Linked DNA regions of Homo sapiens: region 2 is linked to region 1. Evidence: chromatin loops called from intact Hi-C (ENCODE). Cell type or tissue: ovary. All regions are shown on one strand. Each heading gives the region's core, and the rest is flanking DNA. Links, peaks and the distances in the headings are about the cores only.

Evidence for each region. Hi-C counts contacts between places; a loop is a spot of excess contacts. Peaks named below come from ENCODE experiments on the same cell type or tissue, not always from the same donor. Only the 100,000 strongest peaks of a DNase experiment are listed, where the experiment ranks them.
Region 2: it touches region 1 in a loop (4-fold over the local background); 4 of 110 quality-filtered maps call a loop at or near these places.

The regions. Positions count from the first base shown.
Region 1 is chr9:16,299,844-16,316,121 of GRCh38, forward strand. No RefSeq gene overlaps it. Among named protein-coding and RNA genes, the nearest start is that of LINC03041, 32 kb to the left of the region's middle. In ovary, for the core only: a CTCF peak has its summit at 10,212; DNase peaks (open chromatin) are centred at 9,948 and 10,258; H3K27ac peaks cover 4,591 bases.
Region 2 is chr9:16,206,618-16,222,895 of GRCh38, forward strand. It overlaps LINC03041 (long intergenic non-protein coding RNA 3041), which reads right to left. Exons shown (of 4, transcript NR_171034.1): 2 at 9,155-9,282; 3 at 8,599-8,662. Among named protein-coding and RNA genes, the nearest start is that of LINC03041, 62 kb to the right of the region's middle. In ovary, for the core only: no CTCF peak of the experiment used is centred there; DNase peaks (open chromatin) are centred at 5,504 and 7,334; H3K4me3 peaks cover 1,161 bases; H3K27ac peaks cover 4,226 bases.

The DNA of each region.
Region 1 (16,278 bases), core at 5,490-13,489:
AATAAACATATGAAAAAATGCTCAACATCACTAATAATCAGGGAAATGCAAATCAAAATCACAATGTGATACCACCTTACTGCTGAAAGAATAGCCATAATCAAAAAATCAAAAAACAGTAGATGTTGACATGGATGTGGCAAACAGGGAACAACACTTCTACATTGCTACTGGAAATGTAAACTAGTACAGCCACTGTGGAAAACAGTGTAGAGATTCCTTAAAGAACTAAAAGTAGAACTACCATTTGATCAAGGAATCCCACTACTGGGTATCTACCCAGAGGAAAAGAAATCATTATTTGAAAAAGACACTTGCAGACACATGTTTATAGCAGCACAATTCACAATTGCAAAATTGTGGAACCAACCTAAGTGCCCATCAATCAAAGAGTGGATAAAGAAACTGTGGTATATATATACCACTGCATTTCCAGTGACCTGGACGAGATTGAAGACTATTATTCTAAGTGAAGAAACTCAGGAGTGGAAAACCAAACATTGCATGTTCTCACTGATATGTGGGAGCTAAGCTATGAGGATACAAAGGCATCAGAATGATACAATGGACTTTGGGGACTTGGGGGGAAGAGTGAGAGGGAGGTAAGAGATAAGAGACTACAAATATGGTGCAGTGTATACTGCTTAGGTGATGGGTACACCAAAATCTCACAAATCACCACTGAAGAACTTACTCATGTAACCAAATACCACCTGTACCCCAATAGCTTATGGACAAATAAAATTAAAATAAATTAATTTTTTAAAAAACCCTCAGATTCCTAAGATCAGCTCTCCAGGGAAATCTACCCTAACCCCCTAGACTAGTTCAGGACTTGTATAATCTCAGGGCTCCCTGTAATGTGTCTTCATGGTCCTCCTCACAGTTCATAATTATTGCTTAAAGTCTGTGTCCCCTCTTAATCTATAAGCTTTATGTAGACAGAGACAATATCAGTTTTGCTCACCACCATATCACTAGTGCCTTACTGTCTTGGTTCATTTGTGCTGCTATAACAAAATACCTTAGACTGGGTAATTTACAAACAACAGAAATTTGTTGCTCACAGTTCCAGAAGTTGGGAGGTCCAAGATCAAATTGGCAGCAGATTCAATGTCTGATAAGGGCCTGTTTCTCATAAATGGCACCTTCTATGTGTCTACACGTGACTGAAGAAATAGGCAGCACCAACTGTTTCCCAGCTCCTGGGCAAGGCAATGGGGAATATGGTGGTAAGATATGATCCTTGTCATTTAGGGTTTTACAAGCAATGTGATTGTTAGCACTTGCACCAATGGTGAACTGAGGTGGGATAGTGGTGGAAGGGAATGTGCTGGTATTTTCATATCTCAGACTTTTAAGAGGTTTTGGGGAAATATAAAGATTACAGAATTGGATGACTGTTGCTGGAAGTTATTGACACCTTGCTTCCCAGCAAGAGTCCCATTAAACTTGAAGCTACAGGAACCTCCTAGTCACTTCAGGCATCTGGAGACAAGAGGCCTTCAGGCAAGAAGGGAAGTAACCCATCCTAACAGGGGTAAATGGCCCTAATCAGGCCCATATGAGGCAGGGCTTCTGTCACATAATATCTTTGAACTTGGGTTTTGTAAGTGAAGTCTGATAGGACCATGCTGCACAACATGTGAGCAGAGGAGACAGGCACAGTATGAGTATCTGCTGTTCCTTGCCATCCCCTTCACATAGAGCATTTGCCCCATGGCAGAGAATGTCAGAAACCCATGGACAAGACTCAAAGTGAATATAAGGTAAGTGTGTTATGTCTGCAAATTAAGTGAATAGGCTGGGGGTGGTGGGAAAGGGGCGGTGCTGAGAGCCCTGAGAGGCTTCGTCCTCATTTGAACTAGAATTTGCTTTGAACATAGAAAGAGGGCAATGGCATTCTAGGAAATATAAACATCCTTTCTTGCTGTTATTACTTCCCTTTATTAGCCAACCACTTACACTGAAAATGATAAGGGAACAGAAGAGATAGGACAGCCCATAGCTCCTTTTCCTTACTCAGCAGTTAGCTGAAGGTAGAGAGTGTTGGTAGAATGCATGCATATCAAGAACTGAAATAAAACAGTTGGGTCGGTTTTGTGGAGCATTTCCACCATTCTAGTAACAATGAGATATGTGTGCAAGCTACGAAATACAAATTGTGTAATTTGGATGACTCCACATCAGTTAAATGCTCTAATGTCTGCATTTAAAAGTGGCCTTTTGCAATATAAAGCTGAATGTAAAAGGTACGCTAATAATTCAAGATTTTTCATTTTTTCATTTAAATGGCATTAAAAAGCAAATTTTCAAACCCATGGTAAGTCTAGAGAGAGACTACAGAGGAAAGGAAAAAGCTTTATATTTCTATAGCATTAGTGGCATTTTTTCCTGCTTTCTAAAAAAGGGACCTGCATTTTCATTTTGCACTGGGCCCCACAAATGTAGGTGGACTTGGAACGGAAGTTCTATAGCTGGTGCTATTAGGTGCTATATCATATTGCACCCACAAGGTAAGTCCCATTCTCATAACCACTGATATACAGTGGTAAGAAGGGCTGTATGGACCACCATTATGCTATATCCTGTCTCTGCCACGTACTCCTCTGGCCATGGCCTTGAACTTCAATTTCAAGCCTCAGTTTCTTCAGCAGCAGTGTGGGGGCAGTGCAGGTGTCTATGAGAATTAACTGATATAGAGTATGTGAACATGTTGAGCAATTGTTACATATCAATACTCATGTAAAGACTTGTGATTTTTATTGCATATATGCTCCCAGTGAAGGGCAAGACTGTCGTTGCAGGCCAGGTGCAGGCCAGGTGTAACCAAACTTATGGGAGGAGTCAAGGGGCAGGGCTGGTGATTTGTTGATGAGCAGAGATGAGCTGTTTTGTAACTTGAAGCATCTCATGGAGATGGCATACTTTCCACTGAATTTTGTGAAGGAAAAGTGGCTTTTTGTGACATCCAAAGAATGGGGATGAAAGCACTCCCTGGAAGATTTGGGAAGAGTGACAGTGTCAGCGGTGTTTGAAAAAGAGTGACTCCATCTTGAATAAGGGCTGGGTAAAATTAGGCTGAGACCAACTGGGCTGCATTACCAGGAGGTTAGGCATTCTTAGTCACAGGATGAAATAGGAGGTTGGCACAAGGTACACGTCACAAAGACCTTACTTATATAACAGGTTAAGGTAAAGAAGCCAGCCAAAACCCGCCAAAATCAAGACGGCCATGAAAGTGACCTCTGGTCCTCCTCACTACTCATTATATGCTAACTATAATGCATTAGCAGGCTAAAAGACACTCCCACAAGCGCCATGGCAGTTTACAAATGCTATGGCAATGTCAGGAAGTTACCCTATATGGTCTAACAAGGGGAAGGACCCTCAGCTCTGGGAATTGCCCACCCCTTTCCCAGAAAACTCATGAATAATCCACCCCTTGTTTAGCATATAATCAAGAAATAACCATAAAAATGGCCAACCAGTAGCCCTCAGGGCTGCTCTGCCTATAGAGTGGCTGTTCTTTTATTCCTTTACTTTCCTAATAAACTTGCTTTCACTTTACTCCATGGATTCGCCTTGAATTCTTTCTTGTGCAAGATCCAAGAGCCCTGTCTTGGGGTCTGGATCGGGACCTTCTTTCCGGTAACAAGAAGACACCAGAAACTCAATATCATACTGAGCATCACTGAGTCAAAATCCTCTGCCCCAAAACTCAAGTGAATCCACGATGAACCCCTGGCCAAACTCACCAGTTGAAAAGTTCATGTGAACTTTGGGGTTTTGTGCAAAACATGTAATCAGGCCAGGTTTCAGGTTCCATAACAAAAGTTCTTCCCAGACTGGTGACCGCAAGCCAGTCTGACATTTGTAAGTGCATTTCCATGGAAAAAGAAGGCGCTGCTTAATTGCATTAGGAGAATAGTACCACATTCCATGGGAGAACACTGACATGCTTTGACAAGCATAAGGAAAACGTACTCCTCTCCGTGCTGTGTCCATTTTCTTTGGGGTCACGTCCATTATCTTGGAGATGGCATGCAAAGAAGAACTAGAGTTTATTCCCCAAATGAAAAGCAAATTGGCAGTTCTTTCTTAGTAATGATCACAGCCACCACCCAGCATACTGCTACCAAACCATCCTACTTTCTTCCAGCCACAAGGTTTGTAATTTTGTTCTGCACAATGCCCTCCTGGCTTAAGAGCTCCTACAAATGAAAAGGGTGCTAAATGAGGAGACAGTCTCCGGTTGCAGAGAAAGAGCAAATAGGTAAAAATAACACATATTGCTGATTCAGTGTTGTTCGTTAGCCAGAAAAATAGAGAAAGGATGTGGAATGAAATCCTTCAAAGACAGTCTTTCAAAGAACATATGACTCTGGGGAAAGTGTTTTAGGAAGGAAGTCGAAAATTATAGATGTTTCCAACAGGAAAATTGTATAAATGGACATTTCCTAGAAGGGGAGTGTTTAACGGTGCTTCATGAAAGCTAAGAACCATATTTCTGTAACAAGGATAATATTTTGCAAATATTACACTTCTAACTTTTCAGTTTCCTCTTAAATCACCTTCCCCTGCCGTCTTCCACCTCCAAGGCTGAGGCACGAGGCTTATGGCCCCAGGGATACTGCCTAGAACAAAGAGGCCATTGATCAGTTTGAATCTCAGAGCTGACTTTCTTGACCTCTTAAGCAAGAAAATAGTCTTCAAAGCCAGGCATTGTTGAGAAGGAAAGGGATTTTCTAAATTCCTTTAGCTCCCATTAGTGTATCAAGAGCCATACCTGGTGGAATAGATCATAGAGATTTACTATATGCCATCAGGATAGGATGTGGAGGAGTGGAAAGCTGGCTGCTTTCAGCCTGAGGGATTGGATGAAGAAGACAGAGGGCAGGGGAGTCAAGGGAAGCCAGTTAGGTCCCCAATTCTTCTCTCCAGTCCTGCATCCTGGAAAGGTGGGGGGGGGGGGCATGTTACATAGACAGAGGGGAAGGCTGCACATGTCAGGAGAGTAATGAAGCACTTCTTGTCACGCATATCTGGGGATTCTAGTGGAAGGCTACAAGCCTTAAGGAGAAGTCCTGTGAGTGGTCACTGCCAGCATGGTGCAAGGCAATGGGGCAACAATGGAGGGAGAAGGTAACCAGCAAGTGAGCCCAGAACAATGCTCCTAGGTCCCTACTGCCCTAGGGATGGCACAATGGGGAACTAGAGTATAGAGATGTGAAGGTACTAAAAAGACTGGTGGGAAGGATGAAAACCATGGTCAAAATGAAGAGGCCAGAAGCAGCCCTAGGATCAGAAAACATGGTCAGAAGTGGGTGCCAGCATGTTACCCCAGAACTCCAGGTAGGCAGTGATTACCAGTACAGGAAGCAGGCTAGACTGGCCACTTTGCAGCAAAGACCAGCAAGAATCTGGAGGATCTCACATGATCCCCTTTCTCCTCTCCACCAAATAATAGGCGAGCCTCCTTAACCACCCTGAAATCACCGTGGGATGGAGAATGAGCTTTACCTAAAGAGGAGGAGAGTTCTAAAAGGGAACATTTAAACCAGCCTTGGGAACGGATTGAACATCTGATTAATAAACTATTTAAATTAAAATAAGAACATTTAACTTGGAGGAGACTGCTATAGTGTTAATTGGCAAGTAGGGGAGTATCTAAGGAAGACCAGCTCAGGTTTAGGAAACACAGAAACTACACAATATTGCACATCTGAGTGAGTGTGAGTGAATTCGCAACTCTGTTACATCTTTATTCCTCACTGCTCCTTACCATTCTATTGCATGTGCACTTGTCGACTTTCTTTAAGTCAAAGCAAATTTGGTGTTTGGAAGTGTCCTCGGGGAAGCCTAGGGGCACAAGAAACTTGCTTTAAAGTCCCAAAAAGGCAATAGCAATTTGAAGTTTGCAAGATATCCTCTTGAGAAGTCCTCAATGCTCACATCACTAGAATTAAAATCAAAGCTGCTGGGAAGACTTGCTGAGCCCCAGTGTGTTCCATGTGAAACTGGAGGTCAGCATTCTTCTGCGGGGAAAATAGTATTGCCAACTGTTGGGAGGAAATGGAAGACATGAACCGAAAAATCACAAGAGCCTATCTCCTTTATAGTCTCCATTGAACCTACAATGTGGTGAAGCAAACTAGGCAAACTCAGTTTTGTACAAGAAGAAAGGATAAAATTAGTGGGGAGAGGTAGCTAGCAACAGTTGGTGAACACGGCTCCATCTAAATCCACATCTATCTATTCTACCACCTCCACTCCCCAGTTGTGCAGGGCACTGCTTAGTAGACACATACATATGTGGCCCAGGCATAGCCCAAGGACCCTTTCAAGGAGATCAGAAAGCTAAACTTCAAGAGCAAAGCTATAGCCTGGGCAACAGAGTGAGACTCCATCTCAAAAAAAAAAAAAAAAAAAGAAAAAAAAAGGAGCAAAGTTGAATCTGGGGGACACAGTCAGAAAAACAGTTGTATGACTTAAGTCAGCTCCAGGGTGCTAAACTGCTAAACTGCTGGTGAAAGCCTACTCTATTGTCACCGATTGTTTTTATGGAGCTACCCATACTTAGAAGCTGCTCTACCCTGGCTCTGCCAACCCTCATTGATTTTCAGCAGTTTCTGAAAATCAAGCCCAGTACAGGAGAAGCTCAACTTCTTACAAAAAACAAAGAGTGTCGGAAAAGTTCACACTCAAGGTGACTGGATGACTTGAGCATTGAGGATTAAAGTATGACCCGGTCTGTTTAATCACTGAACACTAGGTATTCCACAGTACAGAAACATTCAGAATAATGGTTCTCTTGCTTTTCAGCAGTGTGCCACCAGATTTCAGGCTTAGTGTAAAACTGATTCCTGGTAAAACAGGGACATATTCTGTTCAGGTGATGTCCGTCAGGTGGAGGCAAGCTGAACCAGCCATGCATGAGGGTGGAGGGGGGTCTCCTGCATGTGAGGATGTGTAAGAGGTGAGGCTGAAGGAGAAGCTGGTGCCTAGGGTACAGGGTGTTCACTGGGACATGAGATACCCCTCCTCAGGAAAGTAGAACAGTGTGTGACCCAGGCAGTCAACGAGTCTATTCCAAGGCAACTCAGCACTGTAGGGCAGGCAAGTGAATAGTCAAATGTCTGTGGATATAACTTAACTCCAACACACGTGCCACCAAAAATTCAGGTTCAAAGAGCACAGACAGCAAAAGAGAGAGAACCAGAGATTCAGTAAAATACATTCCTGAGGAAGAAAGTCATGCATCAAGAAAGTCGTGCCACATATACATTATTGGCATAGGCTGACATACATTAATTCAACTGCCATCTTTGTGCTGGAAGGCATATCAGAAATCATCTAGTTCCATGCATTCATGTTTCCTTACATTGATCTTATATACATGGACTATGCCAAAATAAGATGTAATCCCTGACTTCAATGCACTCTCACTTAAGATGATATTGTATATTCTATGTCACAGAATTACAGATTATCTCATTGAAAAGGGCTAAAATATTCACCACATCCAATTCCCCACATCTGATAAAAGAACTCCAACCAAAACATTCTCATCAAGTGGTTCTTCAACACTTGTAACTCAAGCACATCCAGTGACCAGAAACTTACTACCTCCTAAGGCAGCCCACCCTACCTTTGAAACTGTGGCTATAAATTACTAAATTACTCTTGGAAATTTCTCATGCTTTGTTTTTGGTTAATTATCTGTCATTAGCTAACCCTGGATACTAGCTATCTATTTTTAAACTCTTCTCTGCAAGATATTACATGTGCATATGTAACTGCACACACTTAAACACAGAATCAGCTACTATAGTACTTCCCAAATTAATAGGATTAATCAGAAATAGATTGCACTTTTGTGTGTTCACACACACACACAAGCACACACATGCACATATATTGTCACTCCAGTGCTTAAATTGTCATCAAGAATGGTTTATTTATTCAACCATTCACTGCTCTTTTCTTTGGAAATTATTAACAGACCTGAAAAAGATTTAAAAAAAAAAAAAAAAAAAAGCTCACCAACTTGCCTTGAGGCAGAAAAAAAAAGAGTGCAATTTATCATTTTGCTGAAATAAGTAAACCTTGATGAGGTGAGCACCCATCAATTTCATAAATAAGTCAATAATGGGAATGTCAGCATCGGAACCACCCATTCGCTGTCTGGATATCACACAGGTAAACAAAGCCAGTTCACAGACTCTCACCTCAGTGTATATCCAAATCATTTTTACAAGTTAGACTGTGAAAATAATGATTACAAGTCTCATTGTCATTTTTTAAATATTAAATACTTTTTTTCCTACCATATTTCCTTGTTGCACACACTCTAAGACATATCATGATAATATCACCTTTTGGTGGAAACTGATACATCTAATGCACATGTCAACTCTAAGAGGTCTCAATTTCAGAAATGGTGAAGACTGGGTGGGGAGCATCCATTAGAATTACAGAAATGCTTTGTTTTTTGTCTTTGTTTTTATTTTTGTTTTTGTTTTTGTTTTGAAATGGAGTCTCACTATGTGGCCCAGACTGGAGTGCAATGGCGTGATCTCGGCTCACTGCAACCTCTGCCTCCGGGTTCAAGTGATTCTCCTGCCTCAGCCTCCTGAGGAGCTGGGATTACAAGCGCCGGTCACCACGCCTGGCTAATTTTTGTATTTTTAGTAGAGACGAGGTTTCACCATGTTGGCCAGGCTGGTCTCGAACTCCTGACCTCAAGTGATCCACCTGTATCGGCCTCCCAAAGTGCTGGGATTACAGGCGTGGGCCACCACACCCGGCCCGGAAATGCATTGTTTACTTGCCTGAGCATCACGGAAATAACATGTAAGGGGTTTATTCAACTGAACCACTGCAAAGAGGGATGTGCTTGGGTTTGTTAGGTATGTCTGTGTCCTGTAACTTAACCCATCCCCTCCAGCTGTGGTCTGGGTTCCCCGTTTTCAGGAAGGCTGTACTTTTACCTCTGTTAGCATCTTTTCCTGGACACATTTACTTCTTCAGCTTTGATGTTTGGCAGTGGTGCTGAGTTTTTTTCTAGCCAACTGAAAAAACGGGGGCCAGCTCTAATCTGAAGGCATCCAGTTTGTTTTATTTTTAAGGTCCAAGGCTGGTACATCCAAAAACCAGTTGCATCAAGAGAAAGCCAGTCTATAAATTATGGACATAAATAGTATTGTGGAAGATTGACCTTCACACAGACAGATAAATAAGTGATAACTGTGAGACAAACAAGAACATGTAGATAAATAAGTGATAATCTCAAGAAAACTTCTCTTCTTTCTAAATTAGCAACCCCAAAACTTGGGAGTTCTTCCTTTCTTTCACCAGAGAGCTGTGCGTAATTCCTCCATAGACCATCATGTACCCCAGCTGCTGGTCCCTAACGAAACTGAGGCCACCATGTCACATTCACCAAGCTGCTTTTATGCACATTGGCACAGTTTGTGGAGAGTAATGAGCACACTTTTTCTCTTTTCGGAAAAGCCGTCATGGGCTAAGCCTGGGGATGGGGAGAGGCACTAGGGATTGGGGAGGGGTCCCTTTTCCCCGGAATAAGCTTTGCAAGACCTTAGCTTAAACCCTGGGAAGAAATTAAGGGCAGGTCAGAAGCTCTTCGGGTCACTGTTTGCCCATTCACTGGCAGTCCCTTCCTCAGCTTTGTTCAGCTAATTAATCCCCCCAGACACTTACATTCACCACATGCAAATTATCACAGAAGGGCGCTTTTTTTTTCCCCCTGCTATTTTTTCCAAACATTCACTTGAATTATACTCTTCTGACATCAGCTTCCAGCCCCACTGAGGGGTTTCCAACAGCCTAATAACAAACAGATTAGAGGCCAGAGGAGTGTGTACTCCTCGAGTCCCCCTCTGGGTCCAGCTGCGAGCTGCAAGACTGCGCCGCGATTACCGGCAAACGTAGCCCAGGCCGCGGCTCCAACTCTGATGTTCAAATGGAAACTCGGTGTGAAGGCCTCTGGGGGATTCGAGAACACTAACTTTGTTGCCCATCAGAAATGGATAATATTCCCTGTTCTGTTCCTGCTGGGATCAGTTCCAAGTTGGAAAGCGGCCTCTTCTCCTAATTCAAGCTGGGGCCAGAGTGGAGCAAGCCTTCTCAGATATTATAAGCCAGTGTGAGCTCAAAAAGGAATTCAACGCTCAAGGCCAAATAGCTTCAAAGCTAATAATCCTCCAGAGTCGGCGCGAGAGTGCTACAACTGTCAGTGTCAACTCACACCATGCGCGGTGAGAGCGCAACTTCAATAATGACATCATGGAGGAGAGGGCAGAGGGCAGCCGCTGCACAGGGAAGTGCCCGGGCCCTTCAGATCTTTGAAACCTGCAAGGATTTATCTGGACTAACATGTCTCCATGTAGTCATCGCAGTTTTAGGCTACTCTGATTAAGGATTTAGTGTATTCAAAGGGTTTCGGCGGTGCAAGATGACACGTTTTCAGGAGCTCTATTGGATTCCATTATCTTCTCCTCTCTTCTCCGAATGTATCTCCTCCCCAGCTGGGGCCCCTCTTCCCTGTCATGTCCCCTACCAGGCTTCCAGACAGGCCTCCTCACACAAGCTGCTGGCTCAGCCTGGGGTCCCTACCGCCCCCCAGCGCCTCCCCCCTCTTGTTCATGCCTGGGTTTGATTGTCAAACAGGCTCGGCCGCACTTATGCACTTGAGTGTCAGGATGCAGACCCCAGCAGACTTGAACAAATTCCTCCAGGACTCCCCTGGGCCCTGCGTAACCTCTTTTTAGCCAGCTCAGCGGTGGAAGGAACACAGGTTCCTGTTAGAAGACACCCAGAGATATACACAGTCACGGTCACAGTTCAAAAGAATAAACTTCACAGAATCCTAGGGGAGGGAAGAGAGGGAGAACGTACAGCTCGGGGCAGGAGTAGAAGGTCAGGGAGGAATTTTCCCCCCACCCGGAAAGCCCATGAGGACAAGGCAATTCAACTTTGCAGTTGGTTGCAGTCCATGAATGATGCTAACAAGAACTCGTCACACAGTGTAAGTCTATCTGCCAGGCACCGCGGTGACTGCAGGGAAGCCTGAGCTACAGAGGGCTCCTCCGGGACGGGGAAGCTGCCCTGAAGACGCTGGCAGCAGAGCAACGATGTGTGCTCCGCCGCAGCAGGCATGCCTTGTGCCCTCCCACGGCAGAAGGAGGGGTCGGCCTGGCCCACGGTAGGAAGCCCTGGAGTGCAGTGACAAGAACACAGCAACCTAATCCAACATACTTGAACGTCAGTGCTGGTCTGACCAGCTGTGTGCTCTTGACAAGAGCTTTCACCTCTCTGAACCGCCATCCTTTTCTAAAAAACGGAGACAATGCCTCATAGGGTCAGCGTTATGTGAAGATAACATAAAACAATGCAGGTAAATTACAGAGCCCAGTATCTGGCCCCAGTATGTGTTCAATAAACGTTCGCTGTTATTATCATCACTATCATTGTAATTCAAACGGCAGTTTTTACCTACTCCTGAAGCAGTTAAAAATATTGGAACTTGAAAGACACATAAAAACACTTTAGAGGGAAGAAATATAAACTTCTGTGGGTTCAAACATGCAGAGCTCCCCATAATGGTTAATGTAAATGCACTTCCGGATTGAACACTGCAAGTGTGGTCTACAGGCACAACTCTGGAATGTTGTTGATGGGGTTCCACTCAGGAATAACCACAAAAAGCCTGGGACATATTATTGAATTAATCAATATCTGTCCTGGTCCCAACCCTAGTTCTCCTTTGTTTCAAACTTTGGTTTCATATCAAACTCATTAAAGTGTAATTTACACACAATAAAGTGCGCACATTTTAGGTACGCAGTTTTGATGAGTTTTGGCCAATACGCTCACCCATCTAGCCACCAGGGCAATCAATCTAATGAACATTACCTGCATACCAAAAAAGTTCCCTTGTAGACCTTCCCAGGCAATACTTGCCCCACCCTCCGCCCTAGGCAACCATTGTTCTGCTTTCTGTCACTATAGATTAGATTTGCCTGTTCTTGGTCTTCAAGTAAATGGAATCAAACAGTGTGATTTCTTCTGTGTCTGGCTTCTTTTGCTCAGCATAATGTTACTAAGATTCATTACTGGTTGCGAGCATTGGGCTTTATTCTTTTTCAGTTGCTGAGTGGCATTTCATTGTATGGATATACCACATGATGTTTATCCATTCACCTATTGATGAACATTTAGATTGTTTCCATGTGGGGATTATTATAAATAAAGCTTCTATAAACATGCATTTCATGTGTTTTCATTTCTCTTGGGTAAATATGTAAAAGTGCAATTTCTACAATTTTAAAAGAAACTGCCAAGTAATTCTCCGAGGTGGCCGTACTACATCTCACACACACACACACACACACACATATCCCGCTGGGATGTGGCTCCACATCCTGGCCAAGAGAAGTGTGGTGCCAAGGGAGGGGGCTGTGGGAGAGGTCTGCCCTAGCTGGGGAGGAATATCTTATCACTGACATTGTTTAGAATTGCAGTTGCATGGTGATAATAAAAAGCAGATTGTCTTTGCGGTTTTACTATTGTTTGAAAATTCTCTACAGAAAACGCACCCCCTTATTCAGCCTGCTTGCCCCACCCTGGGCACACCACTGCTCACCCACGGTTGGTCGACAGCCTTAGACATTAGCTACCTTAGTGTCTGCACGGTGCTATTTTACTGTGGCTTGAATTTGCCTTTCCCTGGCAACTGATGAAGTTGGACTTATTGGCCACTTGCATGTCTTATTCTGTGATGTGTCCACTCAAATCTTTCACCTATTTCTAATTGGGCTATTTGTCTTCTTCTTTTTGTGTTGTAAGAGTTCTGTATGTATCCTGGATATGAGTGCTTCATCAGGTGTGTGTGTCACAAGGATTGTCTCTCTTCCCAGTACATAGCTCTTGACACATTCTGCCCCTAGCATCCTGCTGATCCAACCTTATGGACCTGAATGGACCCTGGAGTTTTGACTCAACTACAACAGTTCACTAAATATGTTTGATTGCAGCTTCATGAGCTGCAGGAGTCATGGGTTCCATGATGCCCCTCATTGAAGGAGGCACTGTTCTTTGTTCTTCCTTCAGTGGTTCTTGTTGCCGCTGTTATTGCCCCATTTCTAGGCTCCATTTTGAAGCAGGAAGCTCTGTCCCCTGGTCCACATGCCGCCAGGAATACTTCCCCAACTTCCAGTCCTTCTCACCACAACCGCATGCCACCTGAGCACCTCGGACTGGCTTTCCCAGGGTTTCGCTGCTGAACGTTCCACTCTGGCCCTTCACCTTACGTCATAGGAAAGGGCCAGAGCTGGGCTTTATCCTTTTTGAGCACATTCCACCGGTTTTTCTATTTCACAGCTCCCACCCCATGGATTTACTTGTCTACTTCTTCATGTCTGTCCATGAAACCTGGAACCTGGGTTGGGCCATTTGGAAGCCACCATACCCCTTCCCCATGGATCCATCAGGGGCTGGTCTTTCCAAAGATCCAAGGACTTCAGCACCTTCTAACACAAGGCTGCGAGAGGCAGGGTACTGGTTTATAGGGATGCAGTTCAGCAATGGGCTACCAGCTGGCAAGAGAAGGGAGAGTGGATGGGAAGCAGGAGACACGAAGATCTGTTAAAATTGGCCCATGTCCCACCATAGGAAATACTAGTATCTAACTCCTGGGTAGATTGTGAGGATTAGAAGAGCTGTTATATAAAAGGCACTTAAGCATAGCATCTCGCACCGAATAATTGCTCAATAACTGTTAGCTATTAGATCAGGGTCCCTTTTATCTGATGCAACATGGACTGCTGTTGGTCAGCTAATGGAAAAAGTTGTTCAAAAAGACAAATCAGAGAAAATTATATGACACACCTTCAACATTTTAACTTAAAACATAAACATACATCCTTTCACAGTCCTTAGATCTAGTCACGACACCTTTCCTTTGAGTACGGGTCCATGGATGGGCGTGTCCAGCTGTCTTTCCTGAGCAAACCATCCCTGGCATTTCCAGCTTCCATTTCCTTAAAGTGATACAAAAATGTACACTTGCTAAGTAATCTGAATGAAGAATCATTTTTGATGTCTTCCTTTTTCCCCAATCCTTTTTAGATTTGTTTTTAATTGACAAATAATAATGTGTATATTTATGGGGTACAGTGTGATGTTTTGATCCTAATGTGAAGGCATGCCTACTGAGACCTGTGGATCTTTGTTCCTATTGCAAAAATAAGCCTATTGCAATAAGTAATTTAACAAAATGTTCATAAACAGATGATATAATGAGAACAAAGAGGAAATTTTACTCTTATGAAAACTAAGTTAGTGTGAGAAGATCAAATGACCATGAGTTGCTAGAAAGTGTTGCTTTGTTATGTATAAATCTCTCTGTAATGTATACATTACATACATTACATACATATATATGGAACTTGCATGCTATTTGTTGTTGAACTTTGCCCTGACCTGTAGGATTACTTCTCACACCTCTGGAAAAATCAGCAGGATGACCCTTGGGAGTTAGAAGACCTGAGTTCTAGTCCTGGTTCTGTCACTCACACATCTGGTGACCTTGGCAGACCCTCATCCCTTTCCCTAGAAGGAAAGCCTGATGCTTTAGTTAGTGAGAAATCTGCCCACATCACTCTTGAGGACCTAATGAGATGGTGTGAGCAAAGCCCTGTCCACTTTAGGACGGGCTTCAGTCCAAGCAGCTTCTCTTGTCATGTTACCAGTTCCCAAAACCCAGATGCCAAAGGTCGGGCCATGTCACATTTGGGGGTTCTCAAATTCCAGGCCCCTGTCACTCAGGAGAAGAAAGGGCAAAGGCATGCTTCTACTGTCAGTTCCCTTCAGCATCTGGCCTGAGCCTTCCCTCTGCCCTTTCACTGCTGCCAGAGCACTGTTTATCAGGCAGAGCCCTCCAACCCGAGCTCTGGGCACCTCCGGGGCAGCGCCTGCCAAACTAGACCATCCTCAGCCAGGTTAGTAGGTCTAGTCCCTGCAAACGCAGTTAGCCACAGCCGAACCTATGCTCATTCTCAATGTGCCTCTATTTGGAGGGTGGGAATGCTGCTTGGAATGTGAAGAAGAAACGCATGTTAAGTAATCCTAGCTACTGGGGAGGCTGAGGCAAGAGAATCACTCGAACCCAGGAAGCGGAGGTTACAATGAGCCAAGATTGCACCACTGCACTCCAGCCTGGGCGACAGAGACTCCATCTCAAAACAAAAACAAAAACAAAAAACCAAGACTTCTTTCTATCTACCAAGCACCTTCAGAGCCTGTAGGGGTGATTCCAAACAGCAAGGGGCAGCAGACAAGACCTTATCCTCAGAGCAGGCCTTTGAGGTGAGCAGGAGTCAGCAGCCCTCAACTCAGTGTGCCTTCCGCACCCCCCGCCTCAGTGCTTCTGTGGCATGAGACTCCACACTTTCACAGCCATTTGTCCCTGGAAATGCAAAACCTCCAGGAAGGGGACACTTTATGTCAGTCCTTTTCCCTGTGGAGTAAATGAGTGAGAGTCTTTCCGCAAAGCTAGTTTTTGTAGGGAGAGGGAGAGGAGAATTTGAGGACTTGAGGGGACAGAGAGGAAAAGGAGAGGAAGGGGGAAAGAACAAAAAGCAAGAGGTTCAGGAGAGGCCCTGAGGACTGAAATGGAAGAAAAGCCTGAAAGCTAGCCCTACACCTCTGCAATGTTCTCCAGCGAGCACCTTCATTTTCTAGAAATAGCTCAAAGAAGCACGACATGAGAACCAAACCATCATTTTCTGTACACGTGTGTGTGTGTGTGTGTGTGTGTGCATGTTGCCACACAAACCCTAAAATGATTTGTTAATTGTTTTAAGTTTTTCATCCAGGATGAACATATTGGCATTCTGAGAATGTTTTCTCCCTATCTAAACCCAGCCCTGATTTTTCTCTCTCCATCTGGGTTCCTTTGGCAGAAACTTGTACGAAAAGAATGAAGGAGTGAAGGGTCATTCTGGGAAGGACGGATGGGATGCAGGCCAAGCCGGGAATCCTCCACCACAGTAATGCACTTCTGCCTTGGGGCCCCGCCACTGGCCACCCTGGGAAATGGACTGGTGAAGGAGTTTCAGAGCCCGGTGAGAGGACTGATCTGAAGATCTGTTTCTCACACGCTTGCTTTTACACCAGGTTCACAGCAGCTCCACATCAGGATTTTTTCAGTTTTGTTTCATTTTTTAAAAAAATCTCCAGCCTTGCTGTCCATAC
Region 2 (16,278 bases), core at 4,188-12,187, 95 kb before region 1:
TGGTGAGAATGGAAATGATTTATTCGGAGAACCTTGTCAGTACTGCTGTTAAATCATTTGTATTTCATTATGGGCCATGAGTGGGCTAGACTACATTCCTTTGCTTCAGGCCCCCTGTGCCATTTCCACAACTGGTTATTTCAGTTGACAATTAACAGGAAATGATGCTAACAGCCCCAGGGTGGTCACTTTTCTGAGGGACTCTGCGTATTAAGTTTCAATTACTTAGAGTCTCCCATCTAAGTCCCCAAAAGGAAATGAACTGCTTCTATAGTTGTCACAGAAAACCAGTTACTTTTTTTTTTTTTTTTTTTTAATCTTTCCCAGTCTCTGTTTTGTCAGTCAAGTTTCAGGAAGTTAAACTAAGAGTTAAACCTAAGGTTCTTTATCTTTCCCAGTCTCTGTTTTGTCAGTCAAGTTTCAGGAAGTTAAACTAAGAGTTAAACCTAAGGTTCTCTGGGGTCTCATCTGTAAGAAACTCATCTATTTCTTCTACAATCCAAACTCCAAAGACAAAGTCAAAAATGAAAAGCATAAGAAGCAAATCATAATGCTGAAGAAAATAGTGTTTGTCTTTTTCCCTTCAATATTTAAATCTCATGTTATGGAGAATGCTGTCAGCAGAGAACCCAGCATTTCCTGCTCTGATGGTCTCCATGCTCTTTCCTTCTTTTCTGAAGACTGCTGCTTCAGGACCACGGAATAGGATGTGTTGGTTCCCAGGGCAATGTAGCAAACGGAGGTCCCGCCCAGACAGGCAGGATGTGCAGCAGTTTCTGCCGACCGCGGCCGTCGCAGCTGCTGTGGTGCCTTTCTGCTAAGACAGCGAGCAGTGTCTGTTTGAAGTCTGTTCTTTGGAAAGGAGACCCAAGAGAACTTGAGCTGGGCTTGTCTGGATATCAAAGTCCAGATTAAAAATTTATTCTAGTGTTTGAAAAATTCCTGGCCAAAACCTTCATATGGATTTAAAAAATACAAACTCCCTGCTTTCTTCACTGTCTCCGATTGAGGACGAGAGGATTTATTTCTAAAAAGAAAAAATGAAAGCGAGGCCGAATAGTTCCATAAAAGAGCTCAGGTCAGACGGCCTTTTAGCTAAATCTGTAAGAAAAGTAATATGTTAAACCACTTTGGGCAACTGGGAAGCACTTGTATTAGTTATCATTTGTGAATCTTTGTTTTTCCCCTTTCCTATTGCATGTCGGATCACCTGGCTCTTTTTGCTGGATGTAAAGGGTGAAGAAAGAGAAAGAGTTTCTATTCCGTATCCCATACTCCTACCCCATTAGACAGAAAAGTAGAGGAGAAAGCTTTGTTTAAAAGTTGTGATATTGGGAGGGAAAAAAAAGATTGCCAAGCAAGCAGATAATGTAATAGTAATTATGAAATTATTGATAAAAAGAACATAAAAATCATTAGGCCAAAACAGAAAAAAATTAAGGAAAGAGTGAACATTTAAGCAATAAAATTAAACCAAGGCCATTAACAAAATATACAGAAGAAGTAGAACTACCTGACATGGGACATTATTAGTGAAATGTGATTTTGGTTGTTGTTGTTGTTGTTATTGTTTTTGTTTGTTTGTTTGTTTGTTTGAGATGAAGTCTCTCTCCGTCACCCAGGCTGGAGTGCAATGGCATGATCTCTGCTCACTGCAACCTCTGCCTTCTGGACTCAAGCGATTGTCTTGCCTCAGCCTCCCAAGCAGCTGGGATTATAGGTGCCCACCACCACACCCAGCTAATTTTTTTTGCATTTTTAGTAGAGATGGGGTTTCACCATGTTGACCAGGCTGGTTTCAAACTCCTGACCTCAAATGATCCACCCACCTCGGCCTCGCAAAGTGCTGGGATTACAGGCGTGAGCCACCATGCCCAGCTGTGAAATGCTGAAATAGAAGTTGAGAATGAGAAATTAGCTCCAAGGGCAAAACAACTAGATGAAGGATCAGGATGAATATATCAAGTTTAGATTGAAAGCAAAGGGCTGAATAGAAGAAAGTGATAGAACCATGTCAACAGACAGAAGCAATGGCAACTATGAAGGCAGACAGCCCCAGAACTACAAAGACACAAAGCAGCCTGCAAAAATGAATGCTAAGCCTTAAATGAATTCATACAGATCCTCTGGTAAAGGGTTTTTGCTATTGTGGTTGTTTTGATAAACTTCATAATTTGAAGTATAACTAAGATACCTAGCATTAGTGTACAGTTTGATTAATTTTTCAGAGTGAACACACCCACGTGACCACCATTCGGACCTGGCCATGGAATAATGCCATTACTGTAAGGCTACCATCTTTACTCCCACATTCCAAGAGTGACCCCTCTTTGGACAGCCATCAGTATAGATTAGTTTTGTCTGTCATTGAAGGTCCATAGAGTCATACAATATTTTTTCATTTCTTCCTTCACTCAACATTATAATTTTTATCCATACTGTTGCACATAGTGGTAGTTTGTTTATTTTCAGTGCTATATAGTATTCCATTGTATATATGCCATAATGAACACCTTTCTCCTGTTGATTGATAGACATTTGTGTTGCTTCTAGGCTCTGGCTAGTCGAAATAGCACTGCTATGAATATTCTTGTGCGTGACTTTTGATGCCCTTATACACAGATCTCTTTGTGTATGTATCTAGGAGAATGATTGATTGCATCAGAGACTATGCGTACATTAGCTTCAGTAGGTACCACAAGAACAATTTTTCAAAGCATGACATCAGGTTCCATGCCTGCTAATGGCATGTAAGAATTCCTGTCGTCATTTCAGATTCTCACCAGTATTCAGCATTGTCAATTTATCTGAAATTTATATTCTAATAAGAAAGTGGTTAACATTGAATTGTGATTTTAAGTTTGCATACCTAATTTTATATATTTTCATAAGTTTGTTACAAATTTAGACATCTTCTTTTGTAAAGGGACTGTTCAATAATTTTTTGTCCATTTTTAATACATTATATGTCATCTTGTTGTTGTTGTTATATAAGAAATCTTTAAATATTCTAGATATATTTACCTTCTCCCACTCTATGAGTGGTATATGTATGTCTGTGTTTTCTTTACTTTTTTTCATGAGAAGTTGTTAATTTTAATGAGACCAATTTATCAACCTTTAGTTTTATCGTTAGTAAATTTTATGTATTGTTTTGGTTTATCTACACCAAGCTCATGAAGTTATTCTCATAGGTTATATTGTAGAAGCTTTATTGTTCAACCTTTTATACTTAGGCCTATGTTCCATCTGTAATGGACTTTTGTGTATGGTGTGAGATAGGGGGTCAAAGAATTTTTTTTCTTTTGGAAATCCAATTAACCCAGACATTTGTTTTCACACACTACATTGCAGTGGTGCCCGTGTTGTAAATTAGGTGATTTCTATGCAGCTCTGTTTCTGGACCCTCAAAACTCTGTTCCATGGGTCCATTTGTCTCTATTTACACTAGTATCACACTGCCTTAATTACTGTGGCTGTGTAAGTTTTGATATCTCTGGTAGTACAAGTCCTTCAGCTTTCTTCTTTTTCAATTTTGTCTTGACTATTTTTGACACTTTGTATTTCTACGTAAATTTTAGAATTAGCTTACCAATTTTAAGAAGGAAGGGAGAGAGGAAGGGAGAGTGCATGGGAGAGAGGAAGCAAGGGAAAAAGGAGGAAGGACAGAGAAAGAAAATCTGCTGGGATTTTGACTAGTATCGCATGGAAGCATAGGCCAATTTGAAGAGCGTTAACATTTTTACAACTATGGGTCTCCCAATCCAATTTACATGTTATATCTCCTCATTTATTTAAGTCTTTAAAAACTATTCTCTGCAATGTTCTGCATTGCTGTGCATTGGTCAGGTGCATATTTTGCTAAATTTATTCCTAACAAGGTGCTTAATTTTTTAAATACTATTATAAATGGCATCAAATTTAAAGTATTATTTTCTAATATTTGTTGCCAGTATACAAAAACATAGCTGATTTTTGTATGTTGACTTTATATTCATTAGTTTAGCTAAATTGCTGACTCATTCTAATAATTCACCTGTAGATTCTATGCATACAATCATGTCCACAGATACTATCAGGTTTGTATCTTTTCTAATCCTTAAATTTTGAAATTTCTTTTTCTTGTCTAAACTACTCTGGCTAGAACCTCCAGTACACTGTTACATAGAAATGGTAAGAGTGAACATCCTCGTCTTGTTGCTGGTCTCCAGCAGAAGTGTTCGTATTTCATTATTAAGTACAGACTTTTATAGATGAAAGGGTTCCCTTCTAGTCCTAATTTGATGCCAGTTATATTTTCAGTGATGAACAAGTTCTGAGTTTTAACAAATGCTTTTTATTCATCTTTTGAGGTGTTCATATGGTTTTTCTTTATTTTGTTTCTGTGGTGAATTATATTGATTGATTTTCTAGTGTTAAACCAACCTTGCATTTTTAAAAGAAACTTTATTTTGTCATGATATCTGATCCTTTTAAAATATCTCTAGATTTGGTTTGCCACTAGTTTGCTCAAGAGTTTCATATCTATATTACAATGAAGGATTGGCCTATAATTTTCTTCTCCTGGAATGTCCTTGACAAGTTTCAGTATCAAAGTAATGCTGGCCTCATAAAATGAGTAGCAAAGTATTCCTTTTTCCAGTCCCTGGAAGAATTTGTGTAACACTCATTTTTTTTTTTCCTCATATGTTTGAAATAACTCCTCACTCAAATGTCTGGGCCTCAAGATTCCTTTGTAGGAATCTATTTACATTATAGATTCAATTTCTCTAGCAAATATGTGAATATTCAAATTATCCATTTTTTCTTATGTCAATTTTTGCATTTTTCTAGGCGTGTGTCCATTTCACCTGCATGTTCAAAGCCACTGACATAAAATTCTTCATAATATCATCTTAATATTTTGTTTAATGTCTTTAGTGTGTGTGTTAGTAGTTTATGCTTTTGATTTATCTAGGTCAGTCTCTCCAGGGATCTATTTATTAGGCTTTCCCTGAAAATATGGACAAATACATAGAAATTCATTATTCAATAAAAAGTTAAGAGAATGCCAACTGAAAGATATGTAGTGTGTTGGTAGTTAAAAGCAGGAGAAATTGTAATTGATTGGGAAGCTCACAGGGGACTTAAAGTGGGAAATAATTGAGATAAACCTTAAAGGAAAGGTAGAATGTTGACAGTATTAATAGAAAAGGCATTATTGGCATAAGAGAAATTTGGATAATGTGCAGCAGGAAATTGAGAAAAGATGGGAAGGTCTGGACAATCAAGAGATTTGAGTCATAGACAATGAGAAGACACCGAATTCATATTTTCAGTATTTTCATATGTTGACTATTTGGAAAATATAAGGAACGATGTTGAGGAAAGACACTAAGTTGTCCAGCCTGGTGACTGGGAGAAGAAAAAGAAGGCAAGAGGAAGAGCGTTTCAGGGTTAGAAATGTTTGACTTTGTAGGTCCCAGTCAAAAGCTGCAGGCTGGAGCCAAGACAGTGGAGGAGCTGTCAAAACAAGCAACAGCATGAGGATGTGATCAGGCTGTGTCCAGAACCATGGGCTTTAGTCCCTTTACAGCATAAGAGGAGGAAGGAGTCAGTGAGCATAGACCAGAGAGGGGAGCCTGGAGCCACAGAAGCCAAGAAAGCAGGCTTTCTAGTAGGGCAGAGTTCATTGTATCAGACTCTACAACTCAACCGAGGGATGAGGACCCAGAAAGCCACTGGACTCAGCATGCGGGAAGTCACTGTGGGCCTTTGTGGCATATATTGAGATAGTAAATGTCTGGTGTCAATGGGAAGAGAAAGAAGAGAGGGCTTCATTCTAAGGGGCATGCTTTTCCAAGCTGTGCAACCCACTCTGTCTTCCATTCACAATTATTTATAGGTTGCCTGCCTATTCCAGTCACAAAGCTAGGTAGTGATCAAAGTAGACATGACCCCTCTCCTATTGAGCTCATATCTAATGAGGAGCTAAACATCAAATAAATATAAAGAAATGATTAAAAACCATGATTAATGCTTGGGGAGAAAGAAGAGGGAATTATGAGAGAGAATAAAAGGAGGAGGCCGATTTAGATTGCAGCGGGGATTGGGGAACGCCTGACCATGGATTCACATGTAGAGGCATGAAAGAAAGAGTTCTGACAGCATTGAAATAACAAGATGGGCTGTTCGAGTGTCTCCTTCAGGGGCCAAGTAAATTCTGGGGTTCTAGAACTTGCCGGGCATCATGACCCCACAACTTCATCTAATTCCCAAACCTCCCTCCCCATCACATGCCTGTCTTCAGGAGACGGAGAATCAGTCAGAAAGCAGAAACCACCACAAGTCAAATTAAAGGAGAAAATGTGTAGCTCAAGGCAAAAATCTTCTTCCAAAGAACACAAGGAAGATGAATCTACCATTGTTGAGTTATAATGTTGGGGGATTATGAAGGCTAATATGATTAATTGTAATTATCATTTATAATGTATACTTATAATGATATTGCTTCTAGAACATCTTCATTATCTTTCACTTTTGAAATGCTGCTTGGGCTTCCCAACAGATTTCAGAAGGGGCTTTTATTGGGCCCAGATCATCAATCCAAACCTTTTAAGGTAAGGGTGTTGCTACCTCAGAAGCCAAAGAGACATTTCCTGTCCTGGAAAGCACTAAATAGTCATTAGCTTCTTCAATCTGTTTACCAGCCCGCCTGTCACTGGGGTTCGACAGGCCTCAAAATTAACACTCTACTCTATTTGTCCATCACAGGGCTGTCCCACAGACTGCGGTTCTCAAGTGGCCTCAGGCAAGCCTTATTTCATGCCAGAGCTAAGTTCCTGGGGAATAACATGTCTAAATTGAATTTGGTTTATTCAGGTCCGTTTGAAATGAAGCCTTGTTTAAAAGAAAGCCATACTCAATTTTATTTTTCAAGCAAATCTATCTTCATCGTCTGACCTAATTGGTCTCAGAGACCCTAATTTGGAGAGTTTTCATGCCCTTCGTTTATCATTGTGGCAACGTCAAAATCAGGATGGTTTCTTTCAACCACCTATGCTGCCTTTGTAAGAGCAAGGATGCTCCAAGCAACACTGGTCTCCCCAAGTGTCAGCGAGGCCCCTCTCTCCATAATCTCTGGCCACCCTCTGTCTGTCTCAGTTTCTTCTGACTTCACTGTAGGGCTCCCCAGGCCTCCTCAGTCTTGTCTGTCTCACCTGGACACCTGCTCAGTGGGAACCCATGTCCTTGACCATCTCGGCTGGCCCATGCACCTTGGCCTGTTTGTATTCAGACCTTTTGGAATCCACAGGGACAACTCACCAGTGACCAGGGGCAGAGCAGCTGTATCAACTCAGCTTGGGGAAGCTCAAGTATCCAGTGATCTTGGCTGTGTGGAGTTTGAAATGAAGCCCAGTGTATTACTCACGGCAAAACCAGGGGCCAGCCAAGTTAAATAGAGCACTCCCCGAAACATTCACGGACTGATTAGAGAAGGAAGCTCTGATTTGAAGAGAGGCTATTTTGTGTCTGCTTTTATTTTTTTAAACAACATGCTTTCCATTAGTGAGATGGGAAAAGTAGAAACCTGAAAGAATGATATTTATTAATTTAAAAAGTTCAGGTCTGTGACCATATGCCATGTCCCTTTGACTTCATAATAATGGCCACACTTTGAGGTCTTCCTTTGTCCAGAAACTGTGGTAAGCACTTTGTAAGCACTTTCTCATGTAATCTTTATGAAAACTCTGTGATGTAGGTACCGTTCTTACTCCTGTTTGCAGATGGGCAAGCTGAGGTCCAGAGAGAGTAAGCACACACTATTTTTAAGTGGTAGAGCTAAAATTTGAACCCTGGCAGTCTGCCTTCCTATTCTTGCCCGCTCTTAAACAAATGCAAGTACCCAGGAGCTTTCATGAAGAGAACCCCTCAAAAGAAAGCTGACATTACCCCACGGGTTCATAAGTGGGTGCAAGTTTTTTTTTTTTTTTTTTTTGAAAGATCTCTGAAGGCCAGGAATTCAATAAGGCGGAACACACCCCACTGAACCAAGCAGGGCTTGAGTTTGCAGATTATTTTCCGACCAGAAGGAGTTCATTGACTTGGAGGAAGAAAGGAGATCATTTAATGGACTTACAGAAAATATTTTTGTTTTCGCTTTTTTTCTCTCGCAGAACAGTTCAAATCTTCCAGGCCACGGTTCATTCCCTCTGTTGGCCTTTCTACCTGGGATTGTTATGAGAGGCCTGAAGCTAAGTCCCCGTGTCCCCCACTGGCCAAGCCTGCCCTCTCGTTTGGTCAGCGCACCGACACTGCCTTTGCAGCTGCATATCCACGTAGATATGTTTATTGGAGCACTGAGAATCTCACTTCTCAAAAAGCCCCGGGAATTAGATTGTTTTCCACACTGAAAGTTTTCATTTGAAAAATAACCCTCTTTGTTTAACTAATGAAAAGGAGGGGCTGCTGCTCGCTTCTCAGGCTGGGTAAGAATTCCATGGGCAGTAATTCTGTTTCTCAGTGGAAAATGTTTCGGTTTCTTAATGTTGTTTTGCAGACTGGTCCCTGCCCGGCCCTTGCTCCCAGGACCACACATACACACATGTGCACACTCACCCATGCACAGTGCAGCATTTTCCACCCTTCCCTGTTGGGGATGGTTGCATCCTCTTTCCAACACCTGCAGAACAAAAACGAGGTGGGTCAGTGGCTGTCACCCAGCCAGAGACATCCCTGCGTGTACGGGAACAGAACGCTTTCCCTGGCCACGCTTTCAACCCCAGAGGCTGGGTGGGCCACAGAAGAGGAAATTGGACTCCAAACTTCTCTTGTTTCTGTGCATCTCCATGTCAAGCAATTCTCTCACACTATGGAGGGGGTGTTCTGTAACATTCCCTCCTCATTAGGTTCGTATGAAATGGAGATAAACACAGTGCTGTCATCATTGGACTTAGAGTGTGGCCAGCATGGTGCAGAGTGGTCTGGACCGCACAAAACAAATCAAAATATGGCCCCAGGAGACAACTTGCTGGTGGTAGAAAAAGCATGGATGCTTGCATTTCGACAGACCTGCACCGTCACCTAAACAGCTCAGCCCACGTGCAAGCAACTGCTGAACTACTCTGAGCCTTTTGCATCCACAGCTACGGACAAGAGAAGTTATGTAACTCACAGGCAGGTGCAGTGCCCTGGGTGGTGTTTCTCACATAGTAGATGTTCAAGGAACACCTATCTTCTTCCCTCTCCTTTGTTCTCTGAAAACGAGCCATCTCGCGTCTAGCTGGGGGCCAAGCCCCATTCCTACAAAACAAGTTACAAACAAACAAGTGAGTGCAGCCACAGCAGAGCCGAGTCCAGAGCAGGGTGTCCTCACCATCCCCAAGGTCCACTGCAGAGTTAATGTGTACTGTCAAAGGGGTGCTGTGTGCTGTAGGGCTGGGGGATCCAACACCAGCGGGAACTGTTAGGTCTGTTATCCAGAAATGTGAAGTATTCCTTCTCTCTATGGTCTTTGCGTGGGACAGATATATCTGGCCTGAGTATGTGGCCTAAACACAGTTGTGCTTAAAGCAGGCAAAAGGACTGGGCAAAATAACCACCATGTGAAAATAGACATTCAGGAGATCCGCACGCATTAAATGTAAAGAGAAGATTAGCTGTTAGCATGGAGCAAATGAACAGCTTTAAAAGTAGACAGGGATAGTATGAAACAAGGCTGTCAGTCAGACTGCTTTTAGTTTTCAGTGATGAAAACCTTCTTCTATATTACCTCTAGCAAATAAATAAATCAGTAATTTATTGGTTCATATAACCAAGACATTCTGGGTTAGAACTCCAGGTGGGGCTGAATACACAAAGTCATATGATGCTGGTAGGGCTAGCTGCTTGGCTGGCTCTCTTTCTCTCTCCATATCCATATTTTGTCTAATAGCCTAATTCTCTACTCTTTCGAATTACCATCCTACTCTCAACTTGGTAGCTCCAATAGAGAAATTCTATCTATCTCTCAGCACAGGCATATCAAAACCAGGGAGGATTCTAAGGGACCCAACCGTGAACATATTACTGGCTAGAGGATAAGGCACTATACTTTCTCTGCTACAGAAAGTGCAGATCTAGACAGATCTGTTTAAGTGACACCCTCTCTAAGTGACAGTGCAGGTCCAAGTCTCCACTCAACCCAATGTTTTCGTGTCTACTCCGTTCTAGCTACGATCTAGCCACTGGGAACCCAGCCGTGGACAGGGGAGAGGATGCCCAGCTCCCAGGCAGCTTATGGTCTTGTGAAGAGCCAACATTTTAGTTGAATCCTGCTACTTCCTGCTACTCTGCATCAAGAACCAAACAGAAGTACAGAGTCCTCTCCGTTCACAAAAAAAGCCAATTTCTTTTTATAAAATTAACAGAAAGTTACCAAATACAGTTCTGTACACTGAAAGTTACCACATGTAAAGCAAGCATACATATTGCCTCGCATTCCAGCCAGCAGGGCAGTCTCAGTGTGGAACCCCCCTGCTGAATGGCACCTCTGGAAGGTATGCAGCAGGCAGTACTGCCAACCAGAAATGGCCGGGGCTTTCAGGAGACATCACTGCTTTGGAGTTTCTTGCAGAAAACTTTCACATTCATCTCACACACAAGGATTGCAAACTGCTTCCTTTTGTGTGTGTGTGTGTGTGTGTGTGTGTGTGTATGTTCTCTGATCAAAGGAAAGTGGGATACTCTGTAATACTCTGTAATCAATGATATGAAATGGAATTACACCCTGAGTACACTGTAATGGGCATTGTGGATTTAGGTTAGGGGAGAAAAGTTGGCCTCCCAAAATTTCTGTATTTGGAGGGACCAGTAGACTTGTGTTTTTTGATGACTTGGATGTGTGATGGTGTGGGAGGACAGTCTCATCAAATATAATTTACTCAGTATTTATTGAGTGCCTACTATGTACCAATCCTCTGGTTATATAAAAACAAATAATACAGCATTTCTTCTTCATGGATAGAGTGGCTAAGTCGGGGACCTGCACATAAACCAAGCACACTACAGTGGGTAAGTGTTCTAAGGGTCTGTGCACAGCACATTACACTATGACATGTTAAGGCATGCAGTAATCTCTTAGTGCCTATGGTGGGGATGAAAGATTTTCTCCTCATCTCTGAATGGCTGGGTGGAACCCCAGCATGGAGCCTCGGCTGGAAACTAGAGGATTCTGGACAAAGACGAGGACAGGCTCTAATGTCAGGCCTTGGAACCATCTGAGGTCACCACCTGTTAAGCACGCTTAACCTCTGTGGACCCAAGGTGGTGTGTGACAAGCATCCCCAGGGCTTGCTGGACAACCATTACTTTTTATTACGTTTCTTACTGTCAGGTGCTCCGAAATCCACATGGACTGCTCTTATGATTTCAGGTTATCCCAAAAGAGAAACTCAAGAATCAGTGATGAGCACAGCCGGGAGTGAGCCGGCTGCCTATCTCAAAAGGGCACATCACCATAATCACAGATATACCATGAGCATATGCAGAAAGAATGTACCGAGGGAGTGTGTGTCAGGAGCGGCCAAGAGGATACATAAACCAGGTGCCCCTCCCAGCATCCCTCTCCCCCACCAAAGCAGTGCCTTTAAAATATGTGATAGGTGCCCACATTGTCTCTCTGGCCCCGCAGAATGCCCCTCCCCCAACAGCCACCTTTGCTGCTCTTCGTCTAAATCCACCCGGGGTCTCCCCTGGGCTGGCTGTTGCCTTCATATTTCATGCGGAATGCGCAGCTTCCCAGGAGCCGGACGCATGCCCTGCATTCTGATGCATCGGCCGGCTCTGACACCAGCCAGCTCCAGAGCATGCCTAATGAGGAGGCTGACACCGAGGCAGAAGAGCCAGGCCGGGCTGTGGACGGCCCGCTGCAAACAGGGAGTGGGGTGACAGGAAGGCACCAAGGGTGAACCCGGGGGAAAGATGGCAGTTGCCTTTTTAAGACACGACTCTAGCATCAGATACTACAAACATGGGCCAATTTAAACCACACCAGGAATGAATCACAGCCTCGAATAAAGAGCAATTTGGATCAAGGAACTTCCTTGGGGAAAGCATAAAACTAAAAGAGGAAGGAGAAGCGGCAAACACTAAGAGAAGGCAGAAGCTTTGAAATCACTCATATTTCAGTAGGCAGAGTGGTTGCCCATTTTAGTTTTTCTTCCAGTGTAGAGCTCCTTCAAGTTTCCTTAGAGACCACTTCATTATCTAAAAGATGCTGCTGAACAGAAGTTTTTCCTTTCCTGAAAGCCTCATCTACCTTAATTTCACACATTATTCCTCGTTTTGACTGGCTCTATCAGGATAAATTGACCCTTGCTTCCCATGGTATTTATGGCATTTATCCTTGGGGTAGAGCCAGTACCGACAATCACCATCCCAAAGCTACGAGGATGCGATGGTAACATGCTCATCAGCCATCTACTTAACACTTTGCCCAAGCCTAGTCCCGTTTCATCATCCCAGCAACTTGATGAGTTAGGTGCAGATGAGAAAACCAAGAATGACAGAAGTTTATCCAAGGCCATACATCAGACCAACGGTCTCAAACATGGGACCGCCTTCAGTACTTTCCAATGAGCTGGGTACCCACTAAAAAAAAAAAAAAAAAAAATCAAAATCTACCATTCCACTTGGTTCTATGTGGAATGATGTGGCAAATCATGATTTCTAATCATTTAGTGTAGATAAAATATTAGCAAATAAAACTTTACACTGACATAGGAAAGATTGTTATTTACATCATGGACTCTAACAAAGAAATTTCCTTTAAAGCTTTAATTTTGTCATTTGTGTTTCTGTGTGTGTGTCTGTGTAATAAGCCTTTGGTTTTGGCTCTGCAGATGCTAATTTCGTAATGAAATTCATAGTTCTTTATTGAAATGCTTACCACATGTCTCACAGTTTTCATTAATTGTCTCATGTCATCCTCCTGACACTGTGATCCAGGTGATATTGTCCCACTTTGGAGATGAGGAAACTCTTGTTCAGACAAGTTACATAGATGGGCCAAGACCACAAAGCTCCTAAGTGGCAGGACAGGAACCTGCCTGGCTTAAAGCTACAGATACTGCTCATAGTAAGCCACCCTGTTCTGCAGCCATGTGGTATCCAACATATTTAATATCATTCAATGCCCTGTGTTTCCCAGCATCATTGTTCTTTTTGTACTTCCTGCCCATTGGGTTCTTGAAATATTTTCCCTGTTAATTCTTGCTCTTTTCCAGAGGAACTGAATATCAGGATATCAAAAAGATATCTGCATTCCAGTGTTCACTGCAGCATTATTCACAACAGCCAAGACATGGAAGCAACCTGAATGTCCATCAACAAATGAATAAAGAAAATGTGGTATATACATATAATGAAATACTACTCAGCCTTGAAAAGAAGGAAATCCTGCCTTCTTTTTTTTTTTTTTTTTTTTTTTTGAGATGGAGCCTTGCTCTGTCACCCAGGCTGGAGTGCAGTGACGCGATCTCAGCTCACTGCAACCTCCACCTCCTGGGTTCAAGCAATTCTCCTGTCTCAGCCTCCCGAGTTGTTGGGACTACAGGCGCCCACCACACCTGGCTAATTTTTGTATTTTTAGTAGAGACGAGGTTTCACCATGTTGGCCAGGCTGGTCTTAAACTCCTGACCTCATGATCTGCCTGCCTCGGCCTCCCAAAGTGCTGAGATTACAGGCATGAGCCACTGCACCCAGCCCCTGCCCTTTTTGATAGCATGGATGAACCTGGAGTCGGTTATGCTAAGTCAAAAAAAGCCCAACACTGAAGGACAAATACTACATGGTCTCACTTATGTTAGGAATCTAAAATGGTCAAACTCAAGCAGAAAGTAGAATGGTGGTTGCCAGGTTCAGAGGGAGGGAAAAATGGGGAGAAGTTAGACAAAGGGCATGAAGTTGTGTGATATGCATAAGTCCAGGAGAGCTGCTACACAGTGTAGTCCCTAGAACTAACAATATTATACTGTATACCTAAAATTTTGCTAAGAGGGTAGATCTTAGGTTAAGAGTAAAAGAAAACTTGCACTTTTTGGCCGGGCTCAGTGGCTCATGCCTGTAATCCCAAAACTTTGGGAGGCTGAAGTAGGCGGATTACTGAGGTCAGGAGTTTCAGACCAGCCTGGCCAATGTGGTGAAACCCCTTCTCTACTAAAAATACAAAAATTAGCCGGGCATGGTGGTGCATGCCTGTAATCCCAGTTACTCGGGAGGCTGACTCAGGAGAATTGCTTGAGCCCAGGAGGCAGAGGTTGCAGTGAGCTGAGATCGTGCCACTGCACTCCAGCCTGGCCAACAGAGTGAGACTATCTCAAAAAAACAAAACAAACAAACAAACAAACAAAAACTTGCACTTTTTCTTGTGTAGAATTACATTTTACTGGTTCTTTTTTAACGCTCGTTTAGATTCTGTCCTTTCTCAAAACAAAACAATTCCTAATTTAAAATCTTCAGCTAATTTTTTGTTTCTGAATACTTTTGGAGTTAGAAGCATAGAATTTTACAATGGAAGGAAATCTTGGAGATTGTGCATCCCCCGCTTGCGGGAATTTTCCCTATAATAGCTCCAGAAACTGGTCATCTCACCATCTCCACTTACACATCCTCAATACTACAAAGCACACTACACCAAAAGGCAGCTCAGCCCACTCTCAGACAGTCTGAATTGTTAGAATGCTCTTCCTTGTGCTTTCTTCAACATACAAATTTGGGGATATAAGGGGGGAAAATTCAAACCATAACAGTCTCTTGTCTGCAAATCAGTGCTTTAGACACATGAATAAGTCACTTGTGTGATCCCTGACGCTTCTCTTTTTCTGGTTTAACAACCTCCAACTTTTCGCCAGACTCCTCTGTCCTGGGAGTCTATTCTGAACGCACTCTTCTGTCAGTGCCTGAAAGGGTGGCACCCTGCCAGCTGGGCTCGGAGGACCCTACTTCCCCATGTCAGCTCCAGTTGAGTTCACACTCTCAGCTGCCTAGGTGTGCAGAGCTAGATTTATATTGATCACAGACTCTGCTAATTCTCCCAGGTCCCGATCACATTGATGATTCTTAAACCTGGATTCCCACATCCAGTACTATGCTATTTGATTCTCTTTGTAGAATATCGACAAAACAACCCTGGCCAGAAAGAGAGATCCTTTCAGTACTTTGCTGAAAACCTCTTTTCTGAGTTTGGGGCTGTACCACATATTTTAGGGTCTTTCCACTTCTCACTGCTGCACCTATTCTAGTCTTCACATCAAATCCAACAAAGACAGGAAGATAGGTGAAGTGGTTTAAAGCCACCGTATTTGCTAATCCTGAAACTCCTGAAACTGAAATATGCAAAGAGCTCAAGTTTGGCAAACTCAGTTTTTCAGAAACATGCCATGTTAATTCCCCATTGTCCTGTTGTCTTGCAGATACTGAGGCTTTTTCTCTTAAGATTTGTTCCCTTTTCTTGCAAAACATTGAACTTCCCAGTTCTATGTTTTCCCTGGATTATTTCCAGGGAAATAATGCTTCCCTATTCTGGAAATCAGTCCCACATGTCTTCTTTTAATACTTCTGATAAATCCCCTGATAGTGATTCATATTTTTCAGTCCTTTAACAAGTTCACTTCTTAAGCAATTGTTTTGATCAGTTTCTAATTTGGGGGCAGGGAAGGGCAATTCTTTCAAATCTACTGATCTGTACTCTCCAAGAGCACCCTTTCTCTTTAGGCTTCCTTTATACATATCAAAGAACTAAGGCGGGGCCATAAAGCAATCAGGAGGTGGAAAGAGGTTAAAACAAGTAGCAGGCTTACAAGAAAAAAAATAGTCGACTCTGTTTTTCAAAATTCTTTTTGTGGAATATGAGATAGATAGGAGAACTACAGTCCAGAGTGGAAGGTCTTGGGGACCAGGGAGGAAAAAAGTAGCGTGGAAGTGGGATTACAGAGGGACCTGAATTGCCATGGCATGTGAAAAAGATAACTCTACCAACCCAAGCAACATCCAGGTCATGAATTCAGGTCTGAATTCTTCCAGGACAAGTTCTGGAATTTCTAGAAAGCAGGGATGTCCTAATATATTTTATACTCAGAGCAGGTCATTATTTGATACCATCCCCTATATCACATTAATTTTTAGGAATCAGTGTGTAGCATTCAATTATAAAATTTTTATTTGTTATTTAGTTTTAAAACGAACAATTAGCAACTTAAAAAAGGAGAAATATCAACCTTAAAGATACTAGTCAAAGTCAGCAAAATATTTCATATATG